2 separate regions of the Mus musculus genome follow, and region 2 is linked to region 1. Evidence: chromatin loops called from intact Hi-C (ENCODE). Cell type or tissue: heart. All regions are shown on one strand. Each heading gives the region's core, and the rest is flanking DNA. Links, peaks and the distances in the headings are about the cores only. Region 1 holds the start of Nme2 (NME/NM23 nucleoside diphosphate kinase 2). Region 2 holds the start of Utp18 (UTP18 small subunit processome component).

Region 1 (14,595 bases), core at 4,037-12,036:
GAGTACCTGTTTTCTTCTCCACCTCTCATGACAGCTCCGAGAGCTACTCATTCCTGTCCTCACAGTTGCTAGGAGGAAAGCGAGGCTTAAGGAGGTCAGATAATGCGTCTGGTAACACAGACAGGGAAATGGCTGGCACTGTAACTTGGGTCTCTCTGGCCCATAAGAACATTTTTCTCTCTTACCCCCATGTTTCTGTTGGGGCTATGGGTTTGGTGAAGAATGGAGGAAGAGATCCCTGCCATGTCTCTAAAGGACTGTCCCATCAGCAGTGGACTTGAGAAGGCAAGGGAAGCCTGGGCTCTCCCCACCCAAAGAAAGCATGCTCAGTCTTGTAGGCTAAAGGTTATTGGAACCCGTCAACAGAATTGAGTGTCACCAGAAGGGAAGGGAAAGTCTGTGTATGTTAGCTGGTACTTCTCCCAGCCCTCCTGTAGAGTAGGCAGGGTCAGACTGCATCCCTGTTTTGTGCAGGTTTGTTTTTTCAAGTGATGACAACAGGTGGCTGAAGGCTAGGATAGCATATGTGTCTTCCCAGTGCTGGGAATGCAGGTGCAATGCCACGCCCGGCTGGTTGGATTCAACTCTAAGTTACTTTATTCTGCGGCATTGGAAATTCAGAAGTGCTCTGTGGTCATCACTCTTCCCCTCTCCTGATGTGGAGGATGAATCTGGCTATATCTGATCAACTAGTTTCGAGCTCATGTTTTGAGCAGTGAGAGGGATGGGGGAAGAAACCAGCCTTCTGGTTCTTAGGGGTCTGGGGCCAGCTCTCACCATATGTTCTGTTTTTTTTTTTTTTTTTTTTTTTTTTTCCGGAGCTGAGGACCGAACCCAGGGCCTTGGGCTTGCTAGGCAAGCACTTTACCACTGAGCTAAATCCCCAACCCCTCACCATATGTTCTGTAACAGGCTTCAGAGGACCTTCTCAAGGAGCACTACACTGACCTGAAGGACCGCCCCTTCTTTACTGGCCTGGTGAAATACATGCACTCAGGACCAGTGGTTGCTATGGTGAGTCTGTGGGATGTAGATGGAATGACTCATTTGGGAGTAGAGCAGAGCGAGTGTTGCATTTCCTGTTTGGGTGGCAGGTCCTCTTTATTGTAGAGGAAACAGGCTGGTGGGATAGCCAGTCAGGATGAGAATTGCCTGTCTGATCTACAAAGAAAATGTGCATTTGCTTGCCAGCTGAAGACCCAGGACTGGGAGAAATCAGGAGAGACCGGTGTGACTGAAGTCCCATGGAACACGGGGAACTTGGTTAATTTCAATATTCAGCTCATTGGTTTTCAACCTTTGGGTCAAGACCTCTTTGGGTTCGATTGACCCTTTTACAGGATCACCTAAGATGATCAGAAAACACAGATATTTACATGACACTTCATAATAGTAGCAACATTACAGTTATGAGGTAGCAACAAAAGTAATGTTATGGTTGGAGGTCACCATATGAGGAACTGTATTTTAAAGGATTGCAGCATTGGGAAGGTTGACAAGCACTGACTTATTCAAGAATGAGCTTGCCATATCTATGCCAAGCTCCTTCCTAGATACTTTAGACACAGTTTTGAGACAAAATAGGTGTCTGTTTTCATTCATTCTTCCTAAAAATGATTCATTGAGGCAGAGTCTTAATAGGTCGTCCAGCCTGTGTCCTAGACTTCACCATGTAGCTTAGGCTGACCACAGGTACTCCAGGCTGGCCTGGAGCTTTTGATTCTTCCACTTTAGAGTGTATTGGGATAACCACACCAGACACAACTTTGCTTTTTAAAGACAGACAGAAGGTTGGATGGTAAGAAGGAGGATGGGGTGAGAAGTGTTCAGGGACCACATGCTGTCAGGACTCTGCTGTTATATTACCAGGGCTGGGAAGATATGGGAGGTGGCATGGTTAGCATTTTATTTATTTGTTTTGGCTTTTTGAGACAGGGTCAGCCTTAGTCACTGCTCTGTTGCTGTAAAAAGACACCATGGCCAAGGCAACTCTTATAAAAGAAAGTGTAATTAGAGCCTGCTTACAGTCTCAGTGGTTTAGTCTGCTATCATCATGGCAGGCATGCCTGTCTGCATGCAGGCAGACATGGTGTTGGAGAAATTGAGACATCCAGATCTGAAGGCCCCGGAAAAAGGTGCCATTGGGCCTGGCTTGGGCTTTTAAAACTCAAAGCTCACCCCAAGTGCCACACTTCTTCCAAAAAGGCCACATCTGCTAATCCTTTTTAAGAATGCCACTCCCTGGTGATTAAGCATTCAAATCTATATAAATAAGCCTTCAGGGCCATTTTTATTCAAACTACCACATTTCACTTTCTGGTCCCATAGACTTGAAGCTCTCTATCTTAATGCAAAAATGCATTCAGTCCAACCTGAAGTTGGACTTCAGGTTCCCAGAGTCTGTCAGTCTCAGCATGTTTAAAAGTCCAAAGTTCAGAGTCTCTTCTGAGACTCCAAGCAGTCTCCTGTCACCCCTGTAAAATAACAAATGAAAAGACAGATCACATACTTTAAACATACAGTGACAGCATACACATGGCCATTCCAAAACGGAGGAAAGGGAACACCAGGAGGAAATCCTGAAGCAAAGCCAGCTCACCCAGCAGGACGAACTCTTACACTGCCCTCTGCACTTCGCATCTCCGCGTCTGAGGCCAACGTGCTCTTTGATCTCTCCTCCTTTCAGGAGTCCTCCTCCACCTTTTCTTTCTTTCTTTCTTTCTTTCTTTCTTTCTTTCTTTCTTTCTTTCCTTCCTTCCTTCCTTCCTTCCTTCCTTCCTTCCTTCCTTCCTTCCTTCCTTCCTTCTTTCAGAATTATTTATTTATTTTATGTATATGAGCACACTGTAGCTGTCTTCAGACACACCAGAAGAGGGCATCGGATCCCATTACAGATGGTTGTGAGCCACCATGTGGTTGCTAAGAATTGAACTCAGGACCTCTGGAAGAGTAGTCAGTGCTCTTAACTGCTGAGCCATCTCTCCAGCCCTCCTTTCAGGATTATTGGCTGACACACTTCTCTGTCTTGAGCTGTTTCTACAACCCATATGCAGCTTTCCTTGACAGGTATCCCATGACTCTGGCATCTCCAATATCTTGGTGTTTCCAACACAGGGTCTCTCTACGAAGCCCTGGATGTATTGGAACACTCTATATAGATCAGGCTGGCTTTACCGAGATCCACCTGCCTCTACCTCTAGGGTGGTGGGATAACCTCCGTGGCAGTATTTACCATTTCAAAAGATTGCTGGAAGCCACACGGATGGGTCTGAATTGATCTTGGGAGGATAAGAGTAGGGACAGGTAGGTGACCAGCGTCCTTAGTATTGGAACAAGTAGGTATTCTGTTTGTCTAGTTGAATGAGGGGGTCCAGGAGCCGTTGGCTTTGAATTTCCATGTGCCAGGTTTTCTACCGAGAGAGGGTTTCTCCCTTGACTGTATCTTCTGCTGTCCTTGGAGGTCTGGGAGGGTCTGAATGTGGTGAAGACAGGCCGCGTGATGCTTGGAGAGACCAACCCCGCAGACTCTAAGCCTGGGACCATACGAGGAGACTTCTGCATCCAAGTTGGCAGGTAAGACTTGATGCTTTCCACCCCTCTCCAAATCCTAGCTACTTGCCACAGGAATTTGAGCCTCTGAGTCTAGAAATGAACACGATACCACCTGCAGGCCAGTTCATTTTATTTGTTTTATTTTAGCTTTTAAAGTTTACTTTTATTTTTTTTTTCTTTATGTGTATGGATAGTTTGCCTGCATGTATGTGTACCACTTTTGTGACTAGTGCCCAGAGAGGGTAGAAGAGGGCATTGGATTCCCCTGAACTGGAGTTATAGATAGTTTTGAGCCCCATGTGGATCCTAGGAATTAAACCCAGATTCTCTGGAGGACTAACCAATGCTCTTAAAACTGAGCCATCATTGAGCTGGAGAGATGGCTCAGTGGTTAAGAGCACTTACTGCTCTTCCAGAGGTCCTGAGTTTAATTCCCAGCAACCACATGGTGACTCACAACCATCTGTAATGGGATCTGATGCCCTCTTCTGGTGTGTCTGAAGATAGCTACAGTGTACGCACATACATAAAATAAATACAATCTTAAAAACAAAACCCAAGCCAGGAGTGGTGGTACACACCTTTAATCCCAGCACTCGGGAGGCAGAGGCAGGCAGATTTCTGAGTTCGAGGCCAGCCTGGTCTACAAAGTGAGTTCCAGGACAGCCAGGGCTACAGAGAAACCCTGTCTCGAAAAAAAAACCAAAAAAATCCAAAACTCAAAAAAACTGAGCCATCTCTTCTGCTGCTAGTTTAGTTGTTTCTTGAGACAATGTCTAAAGTAGGCTAGCTGGCCTCAAAATTGCTATGTAGCTGAGGCTATCCTTGAATTTCTGATGCCCCAAACCCTTACCCCTCTCTCAAAGGCACTGGCCACTCCACCAGGTTTCAGGTCACTTTAAAATATTAATTTTGTCTTCCTGCCTCTGAAGGCGGAAGCTGATTTGCTTGCTTGGTCCCATTGGCTGTGCCTTTCTTGGACAGAGAGTCTGACCAGCATCTTCCCTGAAGGCTCGGGCTGCTCACAGGAAGTCCTTCTTTCATGTCATTCTGAAGTACTTGGGACTCTGGCTTTTCTGATGCCATGGCCTTCCGCTATCCATAGTCGAGCGCAAGGGGCTATGGGCAGGCTTATCTCTCCCATTTGTAATGATGTCACCTCTCTCCCCACCCAGGAACATCATTCATGGCAGCGATTCTGTAAAGAGCGCAGAGAAGGAGATCAGCTTGTGGTTTCAGCCTGAGGAGCTGGTGGAGTACAAGAGCTGTGCGCAGAACTGGATCTATGAGTGACAGGACGGTGCTGGTTTTCTACCTGCTTACTCTTGTTCTCACAGGCAGGGGACCAGCAACCCTAGATATTTCTGGAACTTCTTTGACCTGGAAGGAACCTTTGGGAGCTGTGACTCCCTGTGCAGTGTTACGTGCCACTGTTAGATTAAAGTGTTTAATCTGTACTTTGTATTGCTGTACAGCTCTGCATTCCTTACCTCCTTCAGGCTTCTGGATAATCTGAGTGGACAGAATGTAAATGTTTTACAAATTACTTATATTGGCCTCATGTGCACACAGAGATTCTTTTCATTTGTGGTTTGAGCCACCACCCTGAGACACAAGGGCATTTCTTTGTCTATCTCCCTTCCTATCACCTGTGTTCTGTTCTCTCCTGGCACAGTCAGACAACAATTTGTGTGGAGGATGTGTGAGGTTGTGAAAACTGTTCTGGGAACAGAGAATTCATTAGAAATAAAGATGCCAAGCCAAGCCTGTTGGCCCAGGCCTGTAATTCTAACACTCAGGAGACAGAGGCAGGGGGATGAATTCCAGGCCAGCCTAGACTACATAGTGAAACCTTGTCAAAACAAAACAAATCAAACAGCTGGGTGTAGTGGAGCATGCTTTTTAATCCCAGCACTGGGGAGGCAGAGGCACTCTCTCAAAAAACCAAAACCGGAAAACAACAATCCCCCACCGGCTGGGGATGTAGCTTAGTTGGAAGAGAGAGTCTGGCCTAACATACACGAAGCCTTGGGTTCTATCCCGAGCACTGCAGAATGGCATGGTAGTACTGTGATCCAGCACTCAGGAGGTAGGATCAGAAGTTCAGAGTTGTCCTCAGCTTTATAGTTTGAGGCCAGCCTGGGCTATACAAGAACTTCTCTTTAAAAAAAAAAAAAGCTGGATGGTGGTGGCTCATGTCTTTAATCCTAGCACTCAGGAGGCAGGGGTAGGTAGTTCGAGATCAGCCTGGTCTGCAGAGTGAGTTCTAAGACAACCAGGGAAAGACAGAAACTCTGTCTTGGAAAAACAAAACAAGCAAAAACCAACAACAAACCAAGAAAATTGTGAGACGTTGTAGCTACCATCAGATCAGAAAACCCATGTGTTCTGTAGGCCTGGGACCGTCAGCTGGTGTCCAATGAAGGGTCCTTCTACTGTGGGGTAGGGAGGTATGTGACCTGACAAAGGGGTAACCGACTCTTCACCCGACAGGTAAGTTCAGTGAAATTTGCAGATTCTCAGTACAGTTGACATTTGGTAACTCCAAAACATGGGAGAGTGGTGGCACATGTCTGTAATCCCAGCATTTAGGAGGGAGAGACAGGCTTTCAGTAAGCTTGAGGCCAGACTGGTGCAGTCCAGCCAGGGCTATGCAGCTAGATCCTCTCAAAAGGCAACCAACCAGCTGGCTGGGCAAATGCGAGCCCACACACACTTCAGGCTGAGAATGAAGGAAATGGGCCCAGAGTGAGGGCAAATGGCAGTCGGTGCATCCTAGTTGGATGCTCTGCTAATTGAGGTGTAGGACAGTGGAGAGGTGTGATGGGCTGTTACCCACCTGAGTAGTTATAGGCGACCAGTTGGGCTGGAGCCACAAGGCTGATAACCTGAGTTTGGAGGTCAGCCGACCTCATCTCATCTCAAGTTGTGAGTAGTACTGGTGTCATAGAGAACATAGAGAGCTTGCCGGTTCCTTTAGAGATGCAGGGAGGCATCAAAGCAGGGTATATTCTCTCGATGAGACCAGGGCTAGAGTCACTTGAAATCAGTGTTCATTGGGAATCAAAGAAATAAAAAAATAAAAAAAGGAAATTGTAGGTTCAAGTGCCCAGTGTGTAGAGCCTGTATGAGATAACTTTAGAGTTTAATTGCTCATCCTAATGGCCAGTGAGCAGAGGGCTGTTCTGTCCAAGCAGGTCTTTAGCCAGGGCTGATGCAATGGAGCTGGAGAAGGAGGTTTCAGGCATTTTGACTCATCTGCGCTAGTTAGGCTCAGTGCCTTGGGCAATGCCCTAAACCTATTTACTGGGATGTTCAGGGCCCCAGCTCAGGCTCCAAGCCTGCTGGGAGAAGCAGCAGCTGGTTCACACAACATACTGCAACTTTTTTGGGTGTGGTCTGGATATGGAAATGAAGCAGATGTGGGCACTGAGGGCACCTTTAGGGTACTGGTGGCTTGCCAAGAAGACAGGAGGTAAAGACTGCAAGTTGACAGGCCTGGCTTCTGAGAATACAGAGTCTGGAGTACTGGAGGTTGGACCAAGGCCTTGTGCATGCTACACAAGTGGACCTACCACAGAGCTAAATATTCAGTGCTCCCTACCTTCATGTAGTCGAGGCTGGTCTTTAATTCTAGTGTAGCCAAGGATGTACCACTTTACCCACTCCAGCCCCTCTCTTTGTATGTATTCCTTAAAAACTTGTTTTTATCATATTATGTGTAGGTGTGTGTGTTGCATGTGGGTATGTGCACGTAAGGGCATGTCCTTGGAGATGGGAGGCACCGGATTCTATGGAACTGGAGTTATAGTTGTGAGCCACCTGAAGTGTGTGGTTGCTGGGACTTGACCTCTGGCCCCTGGAAGGCTCTTAACTACAAAGCCAGCTCTCCAACACCCCATTTTGTATATTTTGAGACAGACCAGGCTGACTCTGAACTGTGTAGCAGTGGCTGTCCTTTCCTGATCCTCCTGCCTCCACCTCCCAAAAGCTAGCACTATAGGCAAGTGTCATCTCTCACACCTGGTTTTGCTTCTTATTTTGAGGTAGTCTCATGTACCAAATTCACCAGGCTGGCCTTGAATTTCCTCTGAAGTCTAGGCAGGCCGTCAACTTATATACAAAAATCTAGAATCTTGCCAGGGGTGTCTCAGGTTGAGGTGGGTAGCCTGACACTCGGTAGGTAGTGCTCTGTGGGCAGGAATCCCAGGCTCAGGGTGGCATCAGAGCCTCTAGAGGAAAGGTAGGTGAGGAGACAGAGAGCTGGGAGCTGGCCCTAGTGTCAAAAGGCATGGGTTATCTTAGGAATTCGAAAGTCATTCTGAGACAGGAACAGATGGCCTTCTGAGGAGGGGCCTGGAGACAGACTTGGCTCCTAGGGAAGTTGTCATTTTGGGTGAGGAAGGCTAAGCTCAAGCAGAGAGGAAAGAACAGAGGGCTGAATTTCGGAGATAGGAAAAACTCGGGGTATCCCAGAGCATGGAGAGTCCAGCTGGGCGCGGATGTCTCAGGGAAGCTTGAATGCAGATGTCTCCTGGAATAAATTCAGGACCTGGTCTCCAAAGCTGAAGCCTTTAGCTGCAAAGAACAGGCGGACTTGGGTGGAGAACAAATCACTTCCTGCCCCGCAGCCCTCCGCAGCCCTGCAAGGAGAGGGCGTGCACCGCGAGCCTTTGGGCGGGGACAGAGACGACTGGCAAGACCAGGCAGCCTGAGCGTCCCGGGTTGGGCAGCGGGGTCCTCCGGGGTGTGGCGTCTCTCGTCCCGCCCCGCGTCCCTCCTCTCTCCGCGCCGGCTGGTGGTCGTTCTATTCTCTTTGCTTCTGTCGCTCATCGCAGACACCAGCCGACCCACCGGCTTTCGGTAAGGCTAAGATGCACTCCCCGCCCCGACATCAGCTCACCACAGGCTCCCGCAGTCCTCTTTCTGGGCCTCCCGGGCGGGGCAGAAGTATCTGGAAAGCCACGTGTCCTCCGCAGCGGCGGCGGTGGCAGGAACCCACGTGGCTTCCTGGGCCGGCTTGGGTCGGCCGGGCCTCATCGACTACACTTCTTGCCTCCACAGGACCATGGCCAACCTCGAGCGTACCTTCATTGCCATCAAGCCAGATGGCGTGCAGCGCGGCCTGGTGGGCGAGATCATCAAACGGTTCGAGCAGAAGGGGTTCCGCCTGGTGGCCATGAAGTTCCTTCGGGTAACAACGCCCTTCGCCCCCTACCCCTCTGCTGCTGGGTGGCGGGAGTTTGGTTCGCCCGCCAGTAGTTTGGCCGCGTCGCCTTTTGGAGTCGGAGTTAGGCCTCCTGGCTGATTTCACTCCCACGAGAATCCTTTTGACCTCCGCCTCTCACCAGACGTTGGTGGCTCGCTGGCCCTTTCCCAGGCCGGGGAGGACAGACGCCCTTGGGAAGGTTTAAGTGGAGGTAACGTGACTGGTGTCGGTGCCCAGGCCTGGCTTCCCTCCCACAGTGTGTCCTGGTCCTGTCCGTCTCGCAAAAGGTCTCCAGTCGGCTTGTGTTGTCATGTGGGATAGCAAGGATTGGAGAGAGCCTGAAACCCGCCCTGTACAATTGCAATTCTTTTGTGCTTGAGCCGAAACTTCCAGATGACCTAGGCTGCATCTCTCCTTGGCATAGGATAGTAACTATTTGACATGGTATGTAGCCACCAGCTGAAGGTGTAGTTCATGAGGTCTAGAGTCAACCCCTCCTAAACAGTAGGGTGTGGTGGCACATGCTCAAATCTCAGCACATAAAGGTGGAGATAAGAAAATCTGGGTCAGCCTGGCGGTGGTGGCGCACACCTTTAATCCCAGTACTCGGGAGGCAGAGGCGGGCGGATTTCTGAGTTCGAGGGCAACCTGGTCTACAAGGTGAGTTCCAGGACAGCCAGGACTGTACAGAGAAACCCGGTCTTGAAAAGAAAAAAAAAAAAAAAAAAAAAAAAGAAAATCTGGGTCACCCTTGCCTATACCTGGAGTTTAAGGCCAGGTCTGGATCCCATGAGACCCAGGTCTGTCTTTCTTTCTTTCTTTCTTTCTTTCTTTCTTTCTTTCTTTCTTTCTTTTTTGACCCAGTTTTTTTTTTTTTTTTTTTAATACAAGGTTACCTTTTAAAATTTTTTATTTATTTATTTATTTATTTATTTATTGGTTTTTCGAGACAGGGTTTCTCTGGCTGTCCTGGAACTCACTCTGTAGACCAGAAATCCACCTGCCTCTGTCTCCCAAGTGCTGGGATTAAAGGCTTGTGCCACCACGTCCGGCAACGAGGTTACTTTTAAAGTTTAAATATCTACTGAAATATAACAAAGGCCATCAGTTTTGTTCTTGGGGCTGGAGAGAAGGCTCCGTGGTGAAAAGCACTTTGCTCTTCCAGAGGATGGGTTCAGTTCCCATTCATTACTCACAGGACAGCTCAGAACTGAAACTCCAGTCTTAGGGGATCTGACACCTCTTTTGGCCTTGGAGCAGGAGACATGCACAGGATGCACAGTGTGTAGGCCAAACACCCATACACACGATTAAAGTAAAAACAAGAAAAAGCAGGGCATAGTGGCTTACACCTTTAATCTCAGCGGAGCCAGAGGCAGGCAAATTTCTTGAGTTTGAGGCTAGCCTGGTCTACAGAGTGAATTCCAGGCCAACCATGGCTGTACAGACTCTCTCAAAAACAAGACAGAGAAAGCGTTCTTGGGGTTGGAGAGAGGACTCAGCAGTTGAGTATTTATTGCTGAGATCAGGAGTTTGGTTCCCAGTACTTAGGGTGGCTCACAGCCCTCTCTAATTTCAGTTCCAGGGGACCTGACGTCTTCTGGCCTCTGGGCACCAGGCACAAATGCAGGCAAACCACCCATACACATAAATCCTTAAATCTAAAGTTTGTCATCTGAAATGTTTAAAAGGTTCTGTTGAGCAGGGAACCTGGGTTACTGACACATTCAGTCAATATTGTACTTTCCACTTCTATAGTGTTAGATCCTTAACATCACTGACTATGTAAGAGTCTTTATTTCTTTTGGTTTTTCTAGACTGGGTTTCTCTGTAGCCCTGGCTTTCTTGGAACTTGCTCTATAGACCAAGCTATCCTTGAAATCAGATCCATCTATCTCTGCCTTCCAAGTGCTGGGATCAAAGGGGTGCACCACCACTGGCTCTTATTTTTTAAGACAAGGTTTCTATCCCAGGTTGGCCTTGAACTTGGGGTTACCCCCTTTGTCTACCAAGTGCTGGGATTGCAGGCATGAGCTATCAGCTCATTTTGTAAACACTTGCAATTTTTGTCTTGTGCACGGTGTGTTTGTGTGCGAGCATTGGTCCTACCATCTTGAGACAGTCTCCTGGTCACTGCTGCATATATACTCTGGGGCAGCTGGCCAGTGAGTCTCCAGGTTCTTGTCTGCCTTCACCTCCCATCTCTGGGTGGGACGTTCTGGGGGTTCAGGTCTGCATGCTTGTACTTGATCCCCACGTGCTTCCTGCACGGAGTCTTCCTCCTTTTAAACCAGGTGCTGGAGACTGAACCCAAGGCCTTGCACACGTCAGGCGAGCACTTGACCACTGAGCTATATATTCCCAGCTCAGGTTGCCTTTATGACCAGTATAGGGTTTTTGATTTTTCTGCCACAATAAGTGTCGGTTTCATGGTATGGATCCTTGTTAGTTTATTGAACTACCAAACCTGGGATTGAGGACCTGTTGTGTTGGAAAGCCCAAGCTCACCCCCAGGGTGGGCTACAACCATATCTAAGCCTTTCCGATCCGTTCGCCAATGGGCTCCTCTCTCTGCCAGGCCTCTGAAGAACACCTGAAGCAGCATTACATCGACCTGAAAGACCGTCCTTTCTTCCCGGGGCTGGTGAAGTACATGAACTCGGGGCCCGTGGTGGCCATGGTGAGTGCTTGTGCTTGTGAAGGGCTGAGGTGGGCAGATACTCTGGTCTTTCTCTTTTGGGACTGGCTTTTGCCTTGTGGCCCAGACCGGCCTGGGACTCTGTACCTCTTTAGTAGTGAAATTCTAGACTGGCAGGAGTTGGCCAACTATGTGTTTGGAAGGTGAAAGAACAGGGAGTCAGATTTTAGGAGAGGCTGGGCAATAGGCTGACTCCCACCACTCCAGCTTCAGGAATCTGACCCCTCTGGCCTGCGTAGGCGCCAGTACTCCCCATGGACACGTTGTGTACACACACAGGGTTAAGAAAAGAGCTTAAGGCAAATCATGGTAGGGCTAGTCAGCTTTCAAAGGAGCACTGTTTCCCACGGGTACTTTTGATCATACTTTTCCTAGATTTCAGAGATGCCCAAGTTCTCTGGCCTTGACTGTCTCTATGAGGCTTCGATGTCCCCATGGGAATGATGGCAAAGTGCAAGGAAAATTGTCTCGGAGCACTTTCTGTTCCCAGACTAGTCCTTTTAGTTTCTTTTATAATTAATCCTTGCCCTCTCAGGTCACTAGGTCCTTTTCACTGATCCCTGCCTGATCTGTCCCCAGACTGTCTCCCCCCCCCCCTTTTTTTTATTTGGTGAGTAGTCTTTTCCTATGTCCTACTTATATATTTAAAACAGGCTCTTGCTCTCAGCAGGGCTTATCTGCCCACAGTGCCATCCCATTGATCTTATAGATGGATGAATAGGAATGTTTGTTTTTAATGGTCTCAGTAATTGTCTTTTGTCTGGTGAAGGTCTGGGAGGGGCTCAATGTGGTGAAAACGGGCCGAGTGATGCTGGGGGAGACCAATCCAGCTGATTCAAAACCAGGCACCATCCGTGGGGATTTCTGCATTCAAGTTGGCAGGTAAGGGTGTGTGTGTGTCTGTCTGTGTGGGATAATGAACTTTTAACTCTAAGTGGCATATATAACACTTTGGGCATATCCCAAGGTTTGGAAAACCTGAACTTGAGAACGATTGTTGTGATTGAGACACTGCAGACAGCTGCATGTGATTTTTCCTATGTGGGAAACAATGGGTTTCAACCTCATCCAATTTATTACTGTGTCTATTTATTATTAGGCTATGACACCTAACCCTTTGATTCCCTTAGCTTTAAATTGTACTCAAACTTTGCACATTCAAATGGAATAAAGGGTGGCTGGAGAGACGGCTCAGTGGTTAAGAGTACCGACTGCTCTTCCAAAGGTCCCGAGTTCAAATCCCAGCAACCACATGGTGGCTCACAACCATCTGTAATGAAATCTGATGCCCTCTTCTGGAGTGTCTGAAGACAGCTACAGTGTACTTACATATAATAAATAATCTTTTAAAAAACCCAAAAAACAAATGGAATAAAGGGATTGTTCCTAATAAGCATGGTAGGTTTGATTTGTAAATTACTTCTAAGAAAACGAAAGCCAGGCCTGGTAGCCCATACCTCTACTCCCAGCTTTGGAGAGCCTGAGGCAGAGCAGGTATATAGGGAGTTCTGGGACAGCCAGAGCTACATAGTAAGACCGATTGGTCTTGAAAAACTAAAGAAACAACAAAACTTCCTAAAAATTCTTAGTGTGAGTGATAGACCTTAATCACAGCACATCCCAGGCACCTCTGAATTTGAGGCTAGCCTGGTCTTTGGAAGGAGTTTCGGGGCCCTCAGGGCTACACAACGAAACCCTGTCTTGAAAAGACACACCTCCAAAACCCAAACAAACCAGATAAGGAGGTAGGGGCAGGATGATCAGAAACTTCAAGGTCAGTTTTAGTTGCATAGGAAATTTGGGACTAGCCCTACCCACTCCCCAAAGCTGCAGGACTGGCTCTAAACTGGCATTTGGAGGCTTGCCCACTTCTGGTTTTTTTGTTTTTGTCCTTTACTAGCAGTAGCAATCTTGGGTTATAAATACTAAGCTCTTTTTATTTGAGCACCTTTATATATAGCTTTGTACTTTTTTGGTATCCTTAAAGTTTTTTTTCCCTAGTGTTTTGCTTGCATGTATTATGTGCACCCAGGGGTCAGATGAGGTTATCAGATGCTCTGTAACATGGTTGTGAACTACCATGTGAACCCAAAGCTGGGTTTTCTGCAAGAGCAAGAAGTAGCCCTGGCTGTCCTGGAACTCACTTTGTAGACCAGGCTGGCCTCAAACTCAGAAATCCGCCTGCCTCTGCCTCCGCCTCCCAAGTGCTGGGATTAAAGGCGTGCACCACCATACCCAGTGCAAGAAGTACTCATAACTGTTGAGCTGTCTCTTTAGTCCCATCCTAATGGGTTTTAGTTAAATGGTTTACTATTTGCCTTACTGAGTAGGGCCTCATATAGTCCAGGTAAGCATTCTAGTATTAAGTTCTGTGTCAGTCCTAAGGTCAGTTTTGGAATGCTTGGGGTGGGGGTGGGGGTGGTGGTGGGGCAGAGAATGTAATTATTCAGTGTCAGGTAAAAAGGTCTGCAATGTCTGCCCCATGCTGTTATCTAGTGAATGGACTCTGGCCTCATAACAAGGGCTAGAGAGATGGCTCAAAGGTTAAGAGCACTGGCTGTTCTTCCAGAGGTCCCGAGTTCAATTCCCAGCAAACACATGGTGTCACACAAACATCTATAAGATCTGGTGCCCTCTTCTGGCTTGCAGGCATATATTCAGGCAAAACACTGTATACATAAAAACTCTTTAAAATAAGTCTTAAAACACAGTAACAAATGAGCTTTCTTTCTTAGGAACATCATTCATGGCAGTGATTCAGTGGAGAGTGCTGAGAAAGAGATCCATCTGTGGTTTAAGCCCGAAGAACTGATCGACTACAAGTCTTGTGCCCATGACTGGGTGTACGAGTAGACATGAAGAAACCAGAATCCTTTTCAGCACTACTGATGGGTTTCTGGACAGAGCTCTTCATCCCACTGACAGGATGGATCATCTTTTCTAAAACAATAAAGACTTTGGAACTGAGTGTGCAGTGTTCAGTACTCATTTGCTAGAACTAAGTGAAGTGGTTTTGTTCTGAGTAGTTCTATTTATTTACTGTGAAGAATCAGCCTGGATCTTCTCCGAAACGAGCTAGAGATCAAGACACTCATCCAGGAGAGGTAGTAGGGGAGAGTCAGTGTGATACTGACTG
Region 2 (14,595 bases), core at 3,478-11,477, 71 kb after region 1:
AAAGGCGAAACCACTACCATGTGGCTATTATTCTTGAATCATAAACTTACATGAGATCACAAAGTTCAGATGAGAAATCAAGAGATGGCTGGATTTAGGGTCTAGAAAATTACTTAGTTCCTGCTGGTTTCTGTCTCATCTCACCATCAGGATCAAATACAGTTTGATGAGTAACTGGGTCCAAATTTCTATACTTTTAGGTCCAATTTCTGGTTCTGTCAGTTTTACAATTTGGATGCCACAATTACTTAGGTCTCACTTTCCTTCTCTTTTAAGAAAATATAACTCACTTCAAAAGCAGGCTAAGATAAGGTATTTTACAAGTAATTAGGAAACAAACAGTGGCCTAAAGGGTCTTAAAAATTATTATTGTTGTTTAATTTTGTATGTGTGTGTTGGGGATCGAACCCAGAATCTTGCAAATGTTAGGCAAGCAGTACCATTGCGCTACATCGACCGCTACATCTCTGGTGTATTCATCTTGTCACAAAGCCTGATGGCCTGAGTTCAACCCCTGGGATCTGGATGCTGGGGAGGCTGCAAGCTGTCTTCTGACCTTCATCCATTCTGTGGCATACACAAGCTCACACGTGTACAAACACAAAATAAATACAGATGCAATAAAAAGCTATGTAGTTACTGAGTAGAGCTAACCAGTACTGTTAGATATACATATACAAGGGGTACTTCTACCATGTGTAACATAATTGGACATTAAAAAAGCAAAGTAATAGATATTAGCCTATAAGCTTCAGTGCCAAACAACAGAAGTATAAAAGTTTACTAGACTTGGTATGCCTGCTCTATGACTAGTCTACAAAGTAGGGTCAAATAATTGGGGCTACAATGCTTTAAATAAACTATTATATACAAGTAGCTTTATAATGGGGTGGCACTTATACAGTGAAAAGGACATCTGGGAAGACATTGACAGTGCTACTCACTTTTTAATTGCAGTGATCATCACATCTCTGAGTGGAGGCTTACAGAAACCCTATGAAAAGAGTAAGACTTGATTCTCACCTCATATTTCAGATGAAGAGATCAAAGCTCTGACAGTAGGCAACTTGCCTTAAGAACAAAATGAATAAATGAATTCAGAGCCAGAACTAGAGCCCAACCAATTTGCCCACTTTGTTCAGATCTTGTTTTTACTACACTAAATTCTAAATTAACATTCAAGTCAGAGTTAAAAAGCAGAAAGGAGTTCAAAATCAAACAGTGTTTCCCTAACTGATTTGGTAAGAAAAAACTTTCTGGACACACATGAAACACCCTCTTGGCAGGGCTTGGTGCACACACCTAAAACTCCAGCAATGTTCAAGTGGAAGCACACACAAGTTCAAAGCCAGACTGGACTTGAAATGAGAACTTTGTCTTAAAAAACCAAACTAGATTGGGAAGATGGTAGAGTACTTGATGCCCAAGTACTAGGACCCAAGTTTAGATTCTCCTGCACCACATAAAAGATAGGCACAACAGTAGGCGTCTGCAATCCCCCAGTTGCTGAAAGGCAGACAGGTAGAACCCTGGGGTCTTTAGTTAGAGAGCCAGTCTCACAAAGTAAGTAGAGAATAAGAGGAAAACACCCAATGCCAACTTCTGGCTTCTACATACACACATTCCTGTGTGTGAGACAGGGTGGGTGGGGAGGGGAGAGAGAAAGAGAGAGAGAGACAGACAGAGACACATAAGAGACAGTGAGACATAGAAACCAAACTAGACCAACTGGTTATCAGACCTTACTGTAGGCCCACTGAATAACCACCTCCAGGAAAAGTGTATTTTAAACTCCAATCTTTAAGAGATGAACTTAGTGATTACATTGTACCAAAACCTACATGCTCAATTTGGAAGAGATATGACTGTTTAAATTGACATCAAATAAAAACAGTATGATAAAATATTGAATGCGTCCTTCCATTAGCTACATTTTAAGTGCTCAATAGCCACTGTGGCTAGTGACTTCCATACAGATAACAGACATTTCCAGTACAGCTGAAAAGTTCTATTAGACAACTGATTCTATACCAATTCTTCAATTATGAGGAGAAAAAAAATCAAAGCTATTTGATGCCATCCAACAAGGCCATGGGGCTCGACAACGGCAGAAGTGCAGCTCAAGCCTCTTCTGACAGTGTCCCCAACTATCATTACAGCCCTTTCTTCCATTCAGAGACTATTCAAGTGGATTTATAGCCTTTTCACCCTTCATTACGCTTTCTAGCAAAGACAGAAGAGAAAGTATATTCTTGCAGAGGGAAGGAGGTTTTTGGTTTCTTTCTTTCTTTTCCTTCCTTCCTTCCTTTCTCTTTCTTTTCTTTCTTTCTTTTCCTTCCTTCCTTCCTTCCTTCCTTCCTTTCTTTCTTTCTTTCTTTCTTTCTTTCTTTCTTCGAGACAGGGTTTCTCTGTTTAGCCCTGGCTGTCCTGGAACTCACTTTGTAGACCAGGCAGGCCTCTGCCTCCCGACTTCTGGGATTAAAGGCGCGTACAACCACGCCCTGGTTAGTTTACTGTTTACTTTTTAAGAACCCTCCGGGGCAGGGCGTGGTGGTGCAGAGAACTCGGGAGGCCAGAGGATTTCTGAGTTCGAGGCCAGCCTGGTCTACAAATTGAGTTCCAGGACAGCCAGGGCTATACAGAGAAACTGTGCCTCAGACGGGCGGGAGGGGGAGAGAGACAAACAAACAAACAAACAAAAAGAAGCAGTAAACTCTTGTCTGGGGATGCAGTGTCAGTTAATAAGAATACCTAGCACCCACAAGCCCCAGACTTAATCCCCATCACTGTATAAATTGAATATGGTGGTACATGCCTATGAACCACAATGAGGTACAGGACAGTAAAACATGCATTTTTAAGATAAAAGTTAATTGGAACCTTTAAAGATTAGGACCTATTAGAATATAAATCTAAGCGTGGAACTACTTAAAATCTTTTGGCTTTACCCATTTATTGGTCATGTATTTGAAACCCAAAGACCAAAGACAACTTGTCTTTGAAGTTTATGTGGAAGGTTAAATCTCCTGTTGCTTCTGTGAAATGGGGGCTTTACTATATAGTCCAAGCAAAGCTGTATCTTTACTACATAGTCCAAGCAAAGCTGTATCTTCGGACGCTTGGGTGGTGGGCTTAAAGGCATGCACCACGATGTTTGGCCTAGACAGACATGTAAAAAGTTGTAAAGATAAAAAGCTGAGAAGTAATGAATTAGCAAGTCAAAACAGCTGACTTCTCCACGCTTAATACGTGGTTATTCAGATCACCTGAGGAATCCTGGCTTTCAGTCACTTCGTACTTTCAGTCACTTCATACTCTAATGACTATGACATTAACATGCTGTTTTTACTCATAAACTGCAATTCTGAGTCTGAATGCTGTATTTTAACACAATTTAAAATAATTTGCTTTGTCTTTATTTACAAAAGTAACTAAGGGATGAGGGAAACACCCAAATATCTTGGAAGACAGATAATGAGATCCATGTATAGCTAACCATAAAAAACAGAGTAATGACCTCTTTAAAAATAAAACCAGTTGTTCCTGTCTAGTATGTTTAGCATGCAAATGCTTTTAAAGTCAAATTTTATCATGACAGTTCATGCTTAAAGTTAGCAGGAAAAAACTTTGGAAGGCGATACTGACTGAAACTTTGGTGCGTAAATAGCTCTAAGTTTTTACAGCTAGGATTCAAATCCATGCTAAAACACTAGTGAATAGCCCTGAAAGAAAATGGCTAGAAACCCTGGCTCACCAGAGACATTAAGAACAGTCACTTATTTGCGACAGCATCTGCTCTAATCTGCAAGGCATTTGCAATACTTCAATATGGGCTTCCATATAAATAGAAGCTATTTGTTATTCAGAGGAGACAGTGCAAAAAGCCAGCTATTTTCTTTCTAAACACTCCTTGGTGTGAGGTAAACAGTCTGAAACACACAAGAGCAAACCACCAGCCTCTACCACAGACTGGGGAACAGGAAGACGCTTGCTTTTCTTTACCAGTATCAGGAGCAACTCCTGGGAGTTAAGCACAGCAGTGGGTGCCAATATATATTTGCAAGTTAACTACTAAGTGCTAAGTTCTGGTGCATATTAATGTAAGGGGTAAAAGATTAAAAAGTCGGGCTGTTGAGATGGCTCAGTGGATAAGAGCACCCGACTGCTCTTCCAAAGGTCTGGAGTTCAAATCCCAGCAACCACATGGTGGCTCACAACCATCCGTAAAGAGATCTGACGCCCTCTTCTGGTGTGTCTAAAGACAGCTACAGTGTACTTACATATAATAAATAAATTAAAAAAAAAGATTAAAAAGTCAAAAGTAAACAATAAATTGTAACAAACATTTCAAGTCTAAGAATTCTTACACTTACACACATGAGGGGTGGGGTGGGGGTAGGGGAAGACAGGCAGGTTCGAGCAAGTTCTTAGTAGGTTAAAGGTGTCTGCTCCCAATCTTGATGACCTGGGTTTGATTCCTGGTTCGCACATGGCATAAGTTAAGATGACTACCTCCACCTGTTCTCTGATCCCCCACCCCCACCCCCGCCCCCACCCCCCAACAGCATCCTATCCTATAAATAAATAAACGTTACAAGAAGCATTTGTGAGAAAGGGCCTTCCTTTTGGAGGGGGCATGGGTTTGCAAAGACCATGAGTCAAAATGATGAGAAGGAATAGTTTTGATCATGTATCTTCCAAGTATTGTATTTATTAGTTTCAGTACTATTCCTCCCCCAGGCCCAATTTTACGCGTTCTTAGAAAAAGTGATTTAGCAAAAGGCAAATAATGTACATTGACAGTACCAAGGATATGGTGTTAAAAATGTCCTCATCGCAAAGAGGACTACTTGTGAAACAGTCATGAAACCCCCACATAGCAGTTCCCTGGCTTCCCAGGGAATAGTTTCAACCATCTTTAGTCATGGAAGCAGCACACTTGATACCGACCCAGCAAAGTTTTCAGTTGGCCCTTACCATCTCTTTACTCTCCCCATCCCCCTCCCTCCACTTCCCTGATGTTCTTTCCTGGCATACAAAATATAGGCCAATGAGCAGTGGGTGGGTGAGGAGGATGTGAGAACAAATTTGAGAAGTAAAAAAGGGAGCAACTTAACCAGGACACGACATGAATGAGACTGAAGGGTCTAATAAGGGCAGGCAAGTGAATATCAGAGACTGAAAGAAACCGAAGGTGCTTTCCTAGGCTGCAGTGCGTGGTATATGGATGTAGGGTTAAGTAGAGGTCAGACTACCTACCACTCGTCAGAAGCTGGGCTGCTTTGGGTGACTTCTAGTGTCTCTTCCGACTCTGAAATGTCAGGATTTCTTTTTCACAAAGGAGAACGTACGGATGGTGGAAGCCCACTGACTTGGAACCCTCAAGTAGCAGCCTTGGCGGCTGACTCCCCGATACCACTCCTACGTCTCCCTCCCACACGTGCCCACCCCGCCCCCTTTCAGTATCAGCACCTCCACGTGCAAAATGCCTCTCGGCGCTGGCTCTACAATGGTGGGCTCCGTCTCCAGCCAAGCCCCGAAACTCTGTATGCTCCTGCCCCCACACCCCCGAGAAACCACTCTCCCACCCTTGGCAGCTAAAAAAGGCAAAGTCTCCTATCTAATCTTTCCCTTCAAGCAGAACGGGGTTGGGAGGGAGCAGAGGAAAAACTTTCTTATGTTTTTTTTTCTCCCTAAGAGAACCCTAAGTCAGGGGTTGAGGGGGGGAGGGGAACCCCTGAACGTTTAACGGCCAGTAGGGGGAGGGGAGCTCCGGAGACGGAGGGGGCGTGGGATGAAGAAGCAGGCCCGCGAGTGGGGTCCCCGAGCTGCGGCGTTCCGGGGGCCGGGCAGCCGCAGGCGTGCCCCCCCCCCTCAAACCTGGCACACAAAGCGGCCGCTGCGCTCGGCTCTCACCAGATCCTTTGTGTTTTCCATCAGGGCCTCATGGGTAGGGGCCGTCCGTGCTCCCCGAGCCCGCGGCGCCCCCTCCCCCCCCGCGAGCAGGGGGCCGGTGCCTCTCCCCGGGACTGCGGCGACTACAGGGGGGACCCCCGGCTGGGCCAGGGCCAGCGACAGCAGTGGCAGCCCCCGGATTTCCCCCCTTTTAACTCGGGTGGCCCCAGGATATCAACAACATTAGCATAGCCCTCCCTCCCCAGCGCGCCTGCGCCGTGACCCGCGCCCCGATTGGCCCACTTCCCCCACGTACCCTCCTCTCTCCCCTCCAGCGTGGGACCCTCGGCAGGCGCCGTACTCTAAGGACCGTACCAAGACCACAAGTCGATGAGGTAATTGAGGGCGCGCGGCACGACGCGGGGCTCAGAATCAGCAGGGCGAGAAGTTTCTTTCAGCCACTTCCATTTGGACTCCGGCCTCCCCGAGTCCCTTCCAATATGTTGCCTCCGAGAAGTTGTGTTGGGAAAAATTTCCACTCCAGTCACGCCGCTTCCCCCTCCACCCGGAAGATCGGCCTTCCCTGAGGAACTCCCACATGGGGCGGGGCCGCCGGACGGAGTGGGAGTGACGTAGCGCGCGAGCGCCGGTCACGTGGCTTGCGGCGGCGCAGACTCCTTCCGGCTCCCCGGGGCCGGGCCGAGGAGAAGAGCGAGCCGCCCCGGCACATGCGCAGTGGTACTCCACGTGAACGTCGGCGTTTTCCCCTCAGCCCTGAGGATGCCGCCCGAACGCAAGAGCCGGACGAGACGAGACCGGAGAGCCGGCGCAACGCCGGGGAGGAAAGCCAGACCCGGGAGCGGCAGCACGCCCGCAAAGGCCGCCCGTTCATCCCAACGGACACAGCCGGCCGAGCCGAGGGCGGCCCCTAGCGCGGGATCCGCGGCGGCGGCGGCAGAGGAGGAGGAGAGCCGGCTCCGGCAGCGGAACCGCCTGACGCTAGAGGACGATAAGCCGGCCGCCGAGCGTTGCCTGGAGCAGCTCGTCTTCGGCGATGTCGAGGACGACGAGGACGCGCTGCTGCAGCGGCTGCGGAGCTCGCGGGTGAGGAAGGCCTGCCTGCCTGCCCGCCTGCCTGCCTGCCGAGCGGGCACACGCTCTGGCGGGGCGCGCGGCGGGAGGCGAGGCCCCGGGGGCGGAGCCTGGAGGTGGGGGGGACCTGTGGCGGCGAGTGCTCAGGTGGGAGGGACCGGCGACCGCGGGCGCCGAGGGGCGCCGTCCGGCTCTTTCGCCTCGGGTTCTGGGCTGCTGGCTGGCGAGGGCGGGGACGCTGCCTTTCTCCGCCCCAAAGGGGCTGCGGCGCTTCGCATCCAGCAGGCGCTCAACTGTCGGCTTGGTTTGCCAAAGGATGTCTGCAAAGTAGAGTCGCTCATCTTCGGGCTCTTACACCCTCTGCTGGAACCACAGGGGTGACCGTTTGATCACCTGTCGCGACTCCGCGTAGTGGATGGAACCAATACGTGGGCAGAAGGCGTAAAGCTGCATTTTAATAACATCGCGGGGTGATACCCACGCCCAGCTTTTGAGAACGATCAGTGTGTATTCATCTCTAACCTTTCTTTGGTTGCTAGCTCTTGTAACAATTGCAAATCCTTCCTGATTGATGCTCTTTGCGCTATTATTTTTGTTCTATACCTGGTCCCTGGACTAAGGGTAGAGACACAGCAGTGGAGGAATCCCACAAGAACCCCTCTTGGAACTTGTGTTAGTAGTGGTAAAAAAGCAAGATAAAAGAGACAAGACTAGTAAAGTTAAAGTATGTTGGTGGAGAGGAAAATGAAAACATTTGAGAAAGGGATTTAAATATATGTGAAGACGTCTTTTAGATAGGGTAAGCTGACTGACTCAATGGGAATATCAGCATTTGCTTAGTTCACCCTTTGTGTGGGTGCTTTGATGGAGAGCTGCAGCAGCCTTCTTTGGGAGGTGGAGACCAGTTATGTTAAGAGCTGTGGGACAGTTCTGTATCCAAAGGACTCACTTGATGGGCTTTGAAAGATCTTAAATCAGCAGTGCTGGTGGATACTGCAGTTGGCTCCTTGGACACTGCCCTGTAGGTTGGGAGAAAGCTCAGATCATTTGAAGGGTTTTTTTTTTTTTTTTTTTTTTTTTTGAGTGCTAGGTTTAGGTTTCGAGTGTGTGGGTGTGGTATAAAGTTTGAAGAAGGTGGAGATGGAGCACATAGAACAAGAGATACTCCTCATGAGGCTATGAGACACAGCCTATGTTGTGTGGGATTCTAGTAGGCCCCGGGCTCTGTAACTGTTGGGCTTTGATGCTTGCTCTTTACCTGCCGGCGGCTTACCTTTTACCCTTGTCTACTGCGGTCTTTAGCTTTCCGTGCACTTCCCCCCCCCCCCCCCCTTCTATCCTGCCTCACCTGTCCTCATGGTGGTTCTGATCTCCTTTCCTGCGTGCTCCTTCAGCATGTGCTGTGGTTGTGTTCCATCACATTATTTCATCAGCACACCAGGAAAGCAAAAGCATTCTATAGGCTATTGTAGTATAAGGAGTGTGTGTGCGTGCATGTGCTTGCGTGTGCGCTAGCAACTTGTTGGAGAATCACAGTGGTTTGACGATGGTGTGTCTCTGTAGGGTCAGCTACATGGAAGCTCAGATGAATCGGAAGTGGAAAATGAAGCAAAAGACATTTTTTCTCAGAAGAAGAAGCAGCCAGTTTGGGTGGATGAAGATGATGAAGATGAGGAAATGTAAGTTAGTCATTTTGTTCAGAATCCCTCTGGATACTTTAAAAGTTAACTTGTAGATTTTTACAAATCACTGCCTGGGAAAGTATGACTATATGAATAACCAAAACATTTGGTGCACAGGAAAAAGGTTCATAATTCGTATCTGAGAGAAAGGTACTCACTGTTTCATTGCACAGCTCATTCCCTGCCTGTCTCGTGTGCAGGATGGACTGCTTAGATAATCATTTCAGTTACATCTTAGCTTCCTTCCTCACTGGATGGTTCCTGACTACCAAGGGCAAGTTTGGAATCTACCTCTTTGTAAAATGAGTGTCAGAACAGTGGCTGTCACAGAAGTCCGTTGGACTAAATGATGCATAGAGCATTTCTAGCCTGGTGCCTGGACTGAGTAAAGGCTTCAGGTAAAGCTAGCACGCTGTATTTGCTTTCTCTATGCAAAGTTATATTGGAAGCAAGGGGAGTTGTTCCTTGTATGAACCAAGTACAAATTTACTGATCAAATGAATTTTCTATTTTTCTGCTTTAAGACTACGGAAAAACATTTTTATGAATAAGCTTTTTTGTTTTTCAAATTTCTTAAATGTGTAGTATTTGATCAGAGACTAAGAACTTAGTTTCTCAGGAGAAGTGTGAATTTCAGTCTTATGATCAGTGAGGGTTCTTTTGGGGGTGTGGTGGGGGGTGCTTGTAGACTTTCTTAATTTGACAATAGGAAAGCAACCCTTCTTAAATTGTGTTGAGGAAAATTGATGGTGTGATATATATGTTCTTTATTATCTTTGTTTACTAAAGAGCTTAGTGTCTCAGCTTTCTTACATACTGAGTTTCGATAGGCATTTGAAACTTTGATTTGCTATAGCTGAACCCAGGCTGTTCGTGCTAAGGATGAAGTTGCTGTTGAGCTTTACAGCTTGTTCACTGCCTGTTAACTGCATGTTTTCTTTACCTTTTTCTTTTTCAAGACAGGGTTTCTCTGTGTAGCCCTGGCTGTCCTGGAACTCACTCTGTAGAGCAGGCTGGCCTCACACTCAGAGACCGGCGTGCTTTTGTCTCCTAGGTGCTGGGGTTAAAGGCATGGGCCACCATGCTTTTTTCAGCCAGATTCTTTCACCTTTCTTGTGAACAGAGATTTTCGAGTTTTAGATAGTCAGATCTTGATTTATTGTTTTTATTCTTGTTATTTAACTGTAAAATGCCATTTATTAGAAAGACTGTCACTTGCCAATAAAATACAGGCAGTATTTGATAGTTTGCTTTTTGTGTATTTGACTTGCCCAGGATATTTTGGAGAGAGACTTGAATAGTGTCTAGGTAATTCAGGATGCATTTTCTCAGATATTTCCAGAATGTGTGAGAGAGTCCAGACGAATGGGAAAGGTATATATGAAACACTCCACATCTTACACTATTTAACTTTAGTGTTTTAGTAAATGTTTTTTCAGAATACTAAGGTAGCTCTTCACAATTTAGAATGTTTGTTCTTTACTTCACAGAGTTGACATGTCGAACAATCGGTTTCGGAAAGATATAATGAAAAATGCCAGTGAAAGTAAACTTTCAAAAGATAAACTTCAAAAGAGACTTAAAGAAGAGTAAGTATCCTCTCTCCTGTGGCTTATTTACCAAGAGGTACAGCAACAGCCCCCCCCCCTTTTTTTTTTTTTTGCTTTGCTTTGCTTTGTAATGGCTTTTGGAATAGTCATATATTCCATGAAATGTAGGCATTGTTTGCCTGGTGTCTTCATGTAAGTATTTTGGGCAGGAATTACAACAAATACAGGTATTTTGAAGGAAAAATAAAACCACAAAGCTTGAAATACTATCACATATAGTCAGTAATACTGTTGTGTGGCCATTCATTTGTATGTAGTAAGTTCACTCTACTAAAACCCTTTCCCCCAGAGACAGGATCTTACTGAGTAGCCCAGTCTAACATCAAACTTGTAGGTTCTCCTGCCGTAGCCTACTGAGTACTGGAGTTATTGGTAAGCAGCACTATGCTTGCATTTCACCAGGATATGAAAAATTTTAAAAAATGGAATTACTCATTATATATGGGCTCAACTTAAAAAATAAAACTTTTGCCCTGTTGGCTTTATTTATTTATTTGTGTTTCCATAGTCTGTGAGAGTAAGATGTGAGTAATGTGACACTTTGTACCTGAATTCCTCTGTGGGAATCAGAAACCATATGATCAAGGAGGTTTTCTTTCATTTTCAGTATCATGTCTAAGAAACTAGCAGCTGACCAATTAATATTAAGTTCTGTTGACTCTCATAATCCACCAATGTACTTACCTTCATTGCTTTTTCTTTAACATAATGATTTCATTATTTGTTTTTGTTTGTTTTAAAAAAATGTTCACTCCTTACTGTGTATGAGAGGTCAATAGACAACTTCCTGGAGTCAGAAAGTTTTCTCTTTCCACCATATGGGTTCCAGGGATTGAATTTAGGTCATTAGGCTTGGTGACAAGTACTGTTATTACCTGCTGGTAGCCAGAGGAGTCTTACCCCACCTTCTCCCAGTCTCTCATTGCCTGGGCTGGCCTCGGCCTCACTATAGAGCTGAAGATGATCTTGACCTTTGATCATCCTGCCTGCCTGCTTTTTCCAAGAGTTGGGATTACAGGTGTATGTTGGGTATGTATGTATGTATGTATGTATGTTGTATGTATGTATGTTGGGATTACAGGTGTATGGCATCACACCTGTTTTTATGTGGTGCTGGGGATTGAGCTCAAGCCCTGTGCATATGGACTTTAATAATAAAGTTCTAAATACAGTGTTTTTATTTTTATTTTGTACTTTTGATTTTTGAGACAGAGTTTCTCTGTGTAGTCTTAGAGTTTGCTATGTAGACTAGGCTGCCCTGAAACTCCTGCCTCTGCCTTTCTGGTGCTGGGCTTAGTTTGTTCCACCATGCCTGGCCTAGTTAGTGTTTTATAAAAATACTTATGGGGATTGAAACTTAAGGGCATGTTAAGTAAGCATTATACTGCTGGACTATATTTCTGCCCCCACTCCTCCATTTTGAGAGTCTCTTCTTAAGTTGACCAAGATGGCACCTTGAATTCCCTTTGTAGTTCTGGCAGGCTTCAAACTTAATATCCTCTTCCCCTAGCCTCCCAAGCAGTTGGCCTATGCCACTGGGCCTGATTGAGGACAGTGTATTCTAGTCATTTGTGTTCAGACATTTTCCTTTCAGGCATGTTCTTTGTGTATCTCAGTATGCTGGCATTGGTTTATAACTACAAACAGCCTACATAGTTCCAAATATATAGGATGAGCTGATTAGAGCAAATAGGATAGTCATGTAATTGAACATAAATTTAACAACAAATTTGGATTGAGGTGTACTGTATCCAGTATTGGTTTCTATGGGCAGAGAGGTTCCTGAGTTTCCAGTACAGAGAGCTTGGTTCCCCCCCCCCCCTCCACCAAAGGTATTGATTTGGGAAGAGATTTTATATATGCTCTAAAGGTGCCAGAGGTTCAGTGTTGTTACTGCAACACTTTGGTTTTTCTTCTTAGATTCCAGCATGCCATGGGAGGAGTACCTGATTGGGCAGAAGCTGGGAGCAAGCGGAGGACATCTTCAGATGGTGAGTGTTGATGTTTCTAAGCTAGTAGGTCCCTTTCCATGTACTGTTTTTATTGGAGTTTTCCCAAGCTGTTAAAAATGAAGTGTTTTAGATGAGCCTCCCTCATTTATGTTGGTTTTAAAGTCTGACATTTCCGAGTAAAGACTCTGTTTTTGGTAGCATGGGCTTATTTAATACAGGTTGAGCATACTTAGTCTGAGACTTGACGTGTTCTAGAGTCTGAAACTTTTAGATCTTTCAAGTCTGAAACATCTGCAACACTGGCTTTTTAAAGCCAGGAGTGGGGAGTTATCCATTATGGAACTGTTTCATGCACAGAATTACCAGAAGTATCATTAAAATCACTTTCAGGCAACATGTACAAGGTATATATGAAACAAGTGGATTTCATGTTTACATTTGAGTCATCCTTTAGCTACTTTATCATGTATGTGCAGGTACTCGGAATCTCTGCTCAGAACAATTCAGACAAGGCACAGTCAACCTGTAGCATCTTACTGTAAGGAAGAAAGAGGATAAATGAATTTTGTTCTGTTTTGACAGGACTGTGTTTTATGACTTCGTATTAAGGAAAAATAAGTGGTACTTGATTCAGAACTCTCGCTGAAGACACCTCTAACTATTCTAGCTGTCCACCCAGAAATGGGATGTCTGTCAGCAGAGCAGATGTCAGACCAAGCCCAGATGATAACATAAAACTGCAGGTTTTAAGATTTGCTTGTGTTATTAAATATTTTTTACTTTAAACTCTCTGAGTTTAGACACTATGAATACAGATGGCTTAGTCAAGATCTGATTTGTGTGAAGAGTTATAAAGCTTAGAATAACATTTAAACTCAATTTTATGTCCTCAGACTTACATAGGAAGCACTTAACATCTTTTTATTGGCTTTACCAGGAAGTGATGTATGATATTCATGCATGCTTCAGACAGGATTTGCTAGGAAACTCTTGAGTGAGCTATGTAGACCAGATTGGCCTGAGTTTAGGGTCTGCCTGCCTCTACCTCTGGCATTAAAGACTCAGGCACCTATAGTTTTCCTGTACAGTATTCTGGATGTTTCTTTTGATCTGTCAGCTAATTTTGGGATTCTGTTAAAAACATTCAGAGAACTGACTGTTTTTCTGAAGGTCCTGAGTTCAATTCCCAGCAACCATATGGTGGCTCACAACCATCTGTAATGAGATCTGATGCCCTCTTCCGGTGTGTCTGAAGACAGCTACAGTGCACTTACGTATAATTAATAAATAAATCTTTGGGCTAGAGGCTGGAGCGATCAGGGCCAGAGTGAGAAGAAAAAAAAAACTTAAAAAAAAAATCCAGTGGAGGCTAAATTTCAAGTACTGTTTTCTAGAATTTCCACTGATTGTTTGGTTTTTGGGACAGAGTTTTATGTAGCTTATTCTGGCTCCGAACTTCAGATGGCTTGTGGCATTCCATTCTCTCTTTTCACAGTGTAGGCCCTGGACATCAAACTGGTAGTTAGGCTTGTTGGCAAGTTCCTTTAATCCACTTATCCCTCACTGAAGTGCACATACACAGTGAGCTGGCATTGCTTTTTTCATGTGTGTTGTTAAGCCATATCTCTGTTCTGTTTCTGATTTTGTCATGGTTATGAGTTGCTCTTTTAAAATGAAATGCTTAAACTTGATTTCCTTTTATTCAGTAACCATTCGTATGTCTTTCTTCCCTGTCAAGCTTTAATTGTGTGGGGTGTGTGGGTGTGTACTACCAGTTTGACGCCCAGGCCTACACTGTGGAAGGAGAACGGGCTGCGCACACAAACCTACACATACACACACACACACACGTGTGCAGTGTCATCTTTATCTTTTTTTTGTTTGTTTTGCTTTTACCATTTTCAGCTCAAAAAGTAGTTGAGGTGGTGAAGCTGGGATGGAAGTTGCATTTGGAAGTAGAGAAGTTTGGGGGAGTCAAGGGCCTTCTGACTGATTGTAAAGATTAGCCTTGTGGGTTTGTCTGACTCAGATGAAAGTGAAGAGGATGAAGATGATTTGTTGCAAAGGACTGGGAATTTCATCTCCACATCCACGTCTCTTCCAAGAGGAATCTTGAAGGTGAGAGTTGTTGAAATTGGGATCTCTCCAGTTACTGACCTGTGACATCCAGTCTGTGTCTATATAAGTATGCGTTTATACCAGTAACTCCTTGTATGAGGGGTTAGTGTTTTCCCTGACACTCTGCTTTAATAGTCTTGGGTTTTTCTTTTCTTTTGCAGAAATGATAGCTATTTAAGCATGACCTACTTGCTTGCTTCTGTCTGCGCCTTCTTTAAGCACTTTGAAAAACTTTTACCCCCAGTA

Evidence for each region. A loop is a pair of places that touch in the nucleus more often than their neighbours do. Peaks named below come from ENCODE experiments on the same cell type or tissue, not always from the same donor. Only the 100,000 strongest peaks of a DNase experiment are listed, where the experiment ranks them.
Region 2: it touches region 1 in a loop (2.4-fold over the local background); 5 of 42 quality-filtered maps call a loop at or near these places.

The regions. Positions count from the first base shown.
Region 1 is chr11:93,949,646-93,964,240 of GRCm38, reverse strand. It overlaps Nme2 (NME/NM23 nucleoside diphosphate kinase 2), which reads left to right and starts at 7,985. Exons shown (of 5, transcript NM_008705.5): 1 at 7,985-8,415; 2 at 8,617-8,746; 3 at 11,340-11,441; 4 at 12,229-12,341; 5 at 14,195-14,427. The coding sequence starts at 8,621. The coding sequence ends at 14,312. It overlaps Nme1 (NME/NM23 nucleoside diphosphate kinase 1), which reads left to right. Exons shown (of 5, transcript NM_008704.3): 3 at 913-1,014; 4 at 3,461-3,573; 5 at 4,728-5,316. The coding sequence ends at 4,845. In heart, for the core only: a CTCF peak has its summit at 8,737 (motif pointing left); DNase peaks (open chromatin) are centred at 8,240 and 8,910; H3K4me3 peaks cover 2,668 bases; H3K27ac peaks cover 2,053 bases.
Region 2 is chr11:93,877,738-93,892,332 of GRCm38, reverse strand. It overlaps Utp18 (UTP18 small subunit processome component), which reads left to right and starts at 6,567. Exons shown (of 14, transcript NM_001013375.1): 1 at 6,567-6,999; 2 at 8,551-8,666; 3 at 10,160-10,258; 4 at 12,200-12,270; 5 at 14,261-14,349. The coding sequence starts at 6,676. Mbtd1 (mbt domain containing 1) reads right to left here and starts at 6,162. Exons shown (of 16, transcript NM_134012.4): 1 at 5,917-6,162. RefSeq lists enhancers at 6,250-6,283, 6,296-6,338, 6,533-6,565 and a cis regulatory region at 6,545-6,552. In heart, for the core only: CTCF peaks have their summits at 6,796 and 7,379 (motif pointing left); DNase peaks (open chromatin) are centred at 5,492, 6,212, 6,532 and 7,202; H3K4me3 peaks cover 3,684 bases; H3K27ac peaks cover 2,499 bases.